Regions from separate parts of the Homo sapiens genome. Here region 1 is linked to region 2. The links are chromatin contacts, found by Hi-C or POLR2A ChIA-PET in ENCODE. All regions are on one chromosome and are shown on one strand. The core of a region is the stretch at or near the end of the contact, and the rest is flanking DNA. Distances in the headings are between cores, read along the strand shown. Region 1 has its middle 21 kb from the start of SPANXC. Region 2 holds the start of LDOC1 (LDOC1 regulator of NFKB signaling).

Evidence for each region. A loop is a pair of places that touch in the nucleus more often than their neighbours do. ChIA-PET counts read pairs that join two places held with the same protein, here RNA polymerase II (POLR2A). Pooled maps may share reads with other maps.
Region 1: a loop to region 2 is called in a map of endothelial cell of umbilical vein, with 4 times the contacts of the local background. The contact joins the enhancer-like site here to the promoter of LDOC1 in region 2. A Hi-C loop is called at or near these places in 3 of 168 maps with a recorded cell type or tissue (PC-3, endothelial cell of umbilical vein and mammary epithelial cell) and 1 of 50 pooled maps. POLR2A ChIA-PET finds 5 or more read pairs at or near these places in 1 of 52 experiments (HEK293).

The regions. Positions count from the first base shown.
Region 1 is chrX:141,219,507-141,222,934 of GRCh38, forward strand. No RefSeq gene overlaps it. Among named protein-coding and RNA genes, the nearest start is that of SPANXC, 21 kb to the right of the region's middle. Within about 2 kb of position 1,290, at least 3 of the 41 ENCODE cell types and tissues checked have a DNase peak (open chromatin) inside an H3K27ac peak, as active enhancers do; they include PC-3 and endothelial cell of umbilical vein, where a contact is called at or near this core.
Region 2 is chrX:141,175,878-141,179,376 of GRCh38, forward strand. It overlaps LDOC1 (LDOC1 regulator of NFKB signaling), which reads right to left and starts at 1,252. Exons shown (of 1, transcript NM_012317.4): 1 at 1-1,252. The coding sequence starts at 1,144. The coding sequence ends at 704. RefSeq lists an enhancer at 317-816.

The sequences.
Region 1 (3,428 bases), core at 40-2,539, 44 kb after region 2:
TTTGGTTTTACATGTTTTGATGTTATGTGTTAGGTGCTTATAAATTCCCACTAATATCTCTTTAGTATACATTTTAGCATTATCATATAACTAAAAATGCTCTTTTGTCTAAATTCTGTTTTGCTTAATATTGATATTAATATACCCATGGCACATTAATCCTGATTTGTTTTCTTCCATTCCTTTATCTTAAACGTCTCAAGGTCTTTACATTTTAATCATCTCTCTTATAAACAACATATGGCTACATGTTTTATATGCAATATAAGACCATTGATTTTAACTGACAATTAAGGACATTTACATTTATTGTGATGACAGATATATTTCAATATATTTGTACCATTTTCTTTTTGCATTTCTTTCTAGATTCTCTCTTTGCTTCAGTTTACCTCCCTCCTTTCTTGCATTCTATTTACTAATCTGCTCATCTTTGTTACATTTTCCTCCATTAGCATATAAATAATACATTTCATCCATTTCTGTTTTCCTTTTTTTCACATTTTATTTCTAATGTTTTAGTCATCAATTTTGAGATTTTAAAGAAGTGACTTAAACTCTAAACTTATCAGTGCCTCTACTCCCCTTTTGCACAATAAAGTTCTTAGATCACTTTTTACAGAGATCATCCTCTTCCCTTCTTAGATGTCTAGTATTTTAATTCCATTTCATTTTATGCCCATCTAAAGTTAAGCTACAGTTATTGTTTTATGTAGCTCATGCTTAAATTACCCACGTATTTATCAGCTTCTTTTTCACCATTGCTTGTTACATCTCAGTCCTTCCTCTGAGTGTAATTTTTATTTTTATATAGTAGTTCCATTAACATTATAGCAAAATCTATAATCTGGTGACCTCTCAGTCTTTCTTTATCTGAATGTATGTTCATTTTTACATTATAATCAGTCAGTTACAGATTGCTAGGTTTGCAATTACTTTCTTCCATTGCCTGAAGTAATGATTTCATTGTCTTTTGGCTTCTTTTACTGCTTTTGAGAAACTTACACCCATGTAATGGTATATTACTTCTTGTTAGGTGAACTTCTCCCTCCCTTGGTAGCTCTTAGGATTGTTCCCCAAATGGAGATATACCTAATGTTAAATGACGAGTTACTGGGTGCAGCACACCAACATGGCACATGTATACATATGTAACTAACCTGCACATTGTGCACATGTACCCTAAAACTTAAAGTATAATAAAAAAAAAAAGAAAGGATTGTTCCCCTGTTGTTGGTCTGCGGTTTCACTATTATATGTCTATGAGTAGTTTCAGGAAGCTGTGAGTCATCTGGACTGGAGGCAAATTCTTTCAGGATGATTTCATGTTTGCCAATGTCCAGGGATAAAGGCAGTTTATTTCCAATTTTATGCCAATTTCTTGGCTTGAGGTTTCCTGCATCACACAGGTGGAGTGTAGTTTCATATCCACATGTGGCACAGACCTAGAGCTTTGAATTTTTAGAAGAGATATTTTCACGGTTTTTTCCTACCCAGAGACATGAAAACACAAAATTTCTCACTTGTCGTATCCCTGGATTGTTAGGAATCTTAATTTGTCATTTCTTTTATTCCCCCATACCTCATCATTTAGCCAAAGATGCAGACCTTCAAGGTTCCTGTCTTTAAGCCAGGATTTTACTTCAAATTATTTTCCTCCATAAGCCAAAGGCCTAATCTGTTCTCAGATGGATGTCAAAAGCTCCAATTCTTATATTACTGATACCCACAACCCCTTATCATTCTTATCCCTGTAGTAGTTACAGCATTAATATTAACTCACATACTTCTTACTTAGCAGTTTTTTCTTAATTTCGGACACCAGAAATTACGATCTCAACTAAGTACATGAAAGAATTCTTTTTTATATCTAGTTCAGCACTAACTAGGTGTTCATTGCAAGGGTATTTTCAATTCTCTTTATCTGCTGCTTTGCTGCAGAAGACTAATTGTCTATTTTGGGTATCTGTCTTTCAAAGTAGACTCACGCTTCTCCAGGCTAAAACTCGAGTTAAGACTTCATGGAGTGTGGTAGTAGCAGCATTCTAGGCAATAAAAGAGAATGTTCAAAAGCTTGGAATTAAACATCCTATGCTGTTTTCTGGGAACAGTCCAGTGTAGTTTATCTTTTGGTTATGTGAGGGTGCGTAAAGGAAGCTATGACAAGTGCCAATGGTGATGGTCATTTCATGTCATCATAAAGAATTTAGTTTTATTTTCCAACAAAATTGAAGCCATTGGAGAGTTTAAACAGTGGAATGTCATAATCAGATTTGTGTTCCAGGCCAATGGCTCCAATTGCTCAGGCTGATATGAGTATAAGTAAAAGTGGATGTGGGAAACCAATGAGACAACCACAAGAGTTCAGGAAAGAGTGCATTTTAATCAGGCTATTTTCAGGAACACAATTTCATCTCTAGGTTTCTGGAGACCAGAGAAGACACTTTACAGACGCATACACACATTTGTACACACATACCCTGCTGCCATCACACCAAACTTTAAATAAACTTGGTATGTTTCTGCAGTCAATAAGTGATTAATTATTGCTTAATTGACTCAGCAAGCCAGCTACTATTCCATAGCCTCACCTGAGCTACAACATCAAGCTGTATGAATCATATTTATCTTTCCAATGTCATGAAAATAAAATGAAGTTTAAAATAAATAAAAGAAAATGAAATTCGTGACCCTACCTAAGCCAGAAAAGCAGCTGTATGCTTATCTGTGGGAATGACGATTGTTTCATTCTGGAGATGTCAGCTCAGCTGTGTAGCTTTTCTGGCACATTATATCACTAAACCAATTGCTTGTATGGTCAGTTAGCCCCTTCTATCAGTGACTTGACAAGGGTTCCAGCATTCTCCCTCCCATCAGTTTACTACAAGAACTAAAACAAAACAAAACAAAAACAAAACAAAACAAAAACCAAAGCAAAAACATCCTTCTTTACATGAAAACTCATTGTCTTCCCAAAGTTACCCACAATGAATGATTTCTGTAGGAGAGAGGCTCACTGTCAAGATCAGTCTGTTTTCTGAAACTCACTCCCATCTATCCTCTAGTAAATACTTTTCAGCATACACTCAGGCTTACCTGTCTCAACCAATACCCTAGGTTGTCTGATGGCACAGAGATCTAGTGGTGTCTCACTCTTTTAAATTCTTCAAACAGCCACTGAAGACAAGTGGAGTCTACACTGTTTGGTTCACAAATCAAGAAAAGACATGTAAATATACCCAGGTGGACACGACATGACATTTTCTTTCAAATATTCTGCACTCGTGGCCTGCCAAACATTTCAAGAGTATTTCTCTCCCTTATTTGGACAAGGTTCTTCTGCATAAATGAGCTGTGCTAAGAAGCTAATCCATAGAAATAAGAGATTGATAAGGGATTAAGAATGAATAAGCAGGCTACTCATGACA
Region 2 (3,499 bases), core at 2-2,501:
CTGCTGCAATTTTGAAAGAAAAATGACAGCTGTGTAAAACCAGTGCATAGGAAAAAAGAAGTGTCAACAATTTGGCTGCCAGGCACACCGCGCCCCTGCAGCAATCTGGTGGGGCAGGGGAGGACACTCGGAGTAGGTAGAAAACTAACCAGGCTGAACGGCCCCTTCAGGGGTTGGTGAGCTGTCCAAATCAATGTCTGAAAAGGCATAGCCAACTCTGGCATTTTCCAGGTTGGTCCTGATCTCGAAAGGTGGTAGTCTGTAGGTGGGATGTGGTGAGTGGATGTGAAGTGGCAGCATAGTTCTCTGGGAAGATGTAAGCCTGGCAGCAGGGCAGGTGGCAGCAGCAGGGCTACGGGTGGTCTGCGCAGTTTGTAACAGGGGCCTGGCCAATAGCTGGGGTTCAGGACACAGTTCAGATTAGCAGGGGAGGGATCCCGGGGATGGCCAGGGTAGATGACACTTCCAAGCACTTCCGAGTGAGTGAGGCTCCAGCCCCGACCCCAGCAGCAGGTAACTGGAGCGCTATTCCTGGAACAAAGACAAGCACTACGGAGAAATGAAGAGAGAGAGCAGACGGGCGCGGGTAGGTAAGGGGACCGGAGGGCAAGGGGGAGAGCAGTGGCTCCTGGCGGGGTGAGGGCTGCGGGGAGGGGGTGGCGGCGTGCAGGGCCCTCCCCCCCGAGGCCCGAGGGTCGAGGGCCTAATAATCATCCTCCTCTTCTTCGTCGTCGTCGTCTTCGTCGTCATCCCAGCCAAAGCACTGTTTCATCTCATCGAGGAAGGCCCGGTAATCACCTAGGATGGGGCTATCCATCTCGATGTAGGGCACCACCCACTCCTCGGCTTCCCCGGTGAGGAGGCTGATTAGGAATGCCACCTTCATGGCGTCGTTGCAGAATCGGTTCTCGTTCACGAGCATGTAAGACGCCGTCTGCACGATAAACTCGGGGAGCCGGGAGCTCTCGCCATTAAACGTTTCGGGGAAGGGCACCGGGCAGCTCGGCGGACGTACCTGGCGCAGCAGGCTGGCCCTCTCGCACACCAGCAGCCGCAGCTGTTCCATGAGCTGGCTGTTCTCGATGCTCAGGGCGCGGTGCCGCATCAGGAGCGCGTGCAGCAGCAGCACCAACTCATCCACCATTGCGAACGGCCTGGAAGGACAGGACTCGGCTCGGTTCGGCTCGGCCAAGGTGCGCACGGAGCCCTCGCAGGAAGTGCGTGTCCACGGAGGCGCTTGGTGGCCAGGGGCGGGGGGCGGGGGGCGGTGTGCGCCGGGGTCCGGGAGGCTACGCAAGCTCCGCCCACGAGGCCATTCGGACGGACGGTGCGCCGGCGCGACGGGGGAGGGGCGTGGCTAGGCTGGGAGTGGGGGGGCCGCGGCGGCGTGGGGGCGTGGCCGGGATGGGAAGGGTGTAGACAAAGAGGGCGTGGCCAGGAAAAGGATGCGCTGGGTCGCTGAACCACCGGCTTGTGGTAGGTCTCTCGGCGGGCAGTTAAAGGCTGGGATAGGCTCCCCTAGCTCCTAGTTGTGGGGCCTGCGTTAGCAGAGGACTTGGCGAGCGCTGAGTCCGGTCTCAGAGAAGGTAAATTTGTTCAAACTGAAAGGATTAGCCACCCTTCTACCTAGGTAGCTTGCACAACTCAGTGTTCCTTCGTGGGTCTGTGGCCACTAGATTCTCTTGGCTTGATGTTTTATTAACACATTTTCTTTCTTATTTAAATCTCACTCAGAGAAGTATTGACACTGCTGGCTGCCCTGTGGGAGTCACACTTCCTTTTAGAATCATGAAGACCCTCAGGGGGTCCTGCCTTTCATGAAAAAGGTAGTATTTAAACAGTGACTTCTTTAGTAGGGAAATAATATGGTATACACACACACACACACACACACACACACACACACACAAAACCTAAGTAACAAGATATAAAAAAGTTCTGCAAAATCAGCATCCAATAGTCAATTGCAGGCATCCCACATATCTTTGATTCTCTATTTCTTGTCTTGCTATTAGTGCCGTTGGCCACTGGGTATTATTCTGTACTTAAAAATGAACTGTTAAGATGTTTGTGTTTTTAAATAATTTTGTTTTTCTACTTTGAATGGATCCCTGATTCTAGAGCCAACATGAATTGTTGGCTCTGCTTTCAAATATATTGCCAATTCAATCACGTCTTGTCATTTCTGCCACTGCCACCCTGATTCCTAGCCTTTCTTTCTCACCCAGACTGCTGCAACTAATCACTTAGCTTTCACTCTTTTCTTCCTATAGTATATTCTCCATAGAGTAGCCACGGGAATCCTTTAAAACAAAAATTAGGGCCGGGCGCGGTGGCTCACGCCTGTAATCCCAGCACTTTGGGAGGCCGAGGCGGGCGGATCACGAGGTCAGGAGATCGAGACCATCCTGGCTAACAGGGTGAAACCCGTCTCTACTAAAAATACAAAAAATTAGCTGGGCGTGGTGGCGCATGCCCGTAATCCCAGCTACTCGGGAGGCTGAGGCAGGGGAATTGCTTGAACCCTGGAGGCAGAGGTTGCAGTGAGCCGAGATAGCGCCACTGCACTCCAGCCTGGGCTACAGAGCGAGACTCCGTTTCAAAAGAAAAAAAAAAAGATCCCTTCACTCTCCTGCTCAAAATCCTCCAACAGTTTCACCTGAGAATAAAGAGCAAAGTTGCAGCCAAGGCCTACAAGGCCCCTCCTTCTATCCTGTGCCTCTTCCCAGTTTCTGCTGTGCTCTAATCACTGTCCTCCTTGCTGATTCTCACACCCATCAAGCAGTTCTGGCTTCATAGCCTTTGCATCTTCTATTCCTTCTGCCTTGCAAGGCTGTCATCCCAGTTGGCTGCCTGACTCCTCCTACTGCTTTCAGAGAGAACTTTTCTGACCACCGGACCTATCAGAGCACCCTGTTCTCTGCCCCCAATCTGTAACCCTTTACTCTGCTTCATTTATCTACATAACATTTATTGTGCTACCGGCCACCATGTCGTATGTATATACAGTACTTTGCTCATCATCTGCTTCCATTTTAGAATATATAAGTCAAACACTGCTTTTGCTATCTGGTCTATCCCTAATGCCTAGAAAAGTTCTGGCCCAGAGTAGAGGCTTCATTAATGTTTGGCGAGTAAAATCATCCCAGAGTGAAGATGCTGAGATGAAAATCAGAAGTTGTCGCTGCACAAAGAGTCAAAAAATACTCTTCAAATTGTTAAATGTAAGGTTGGGCGTGGTGGCTCATGCCTGTAATCCCAGCACTTTGGGAGGCTGAGGGGGGCAGACCACCTGAGGTCAGGAGTTAAGACCAGGCTGACCAACATGGAGAAACCCTGTCTTTCCAAAAAATACAAAATTAGCCAGGTGTGGTGGTGGGCGCCTGTAATCCCAGCTACTTGGGAGGCTGAGGCAGGAGAATCACTTGAACCTGGGAGGCAGAGGTTGCCTGAGCCGAGATCACGCCATTGTGCTCCAGCCTGGGCAATAAGAGCAAAA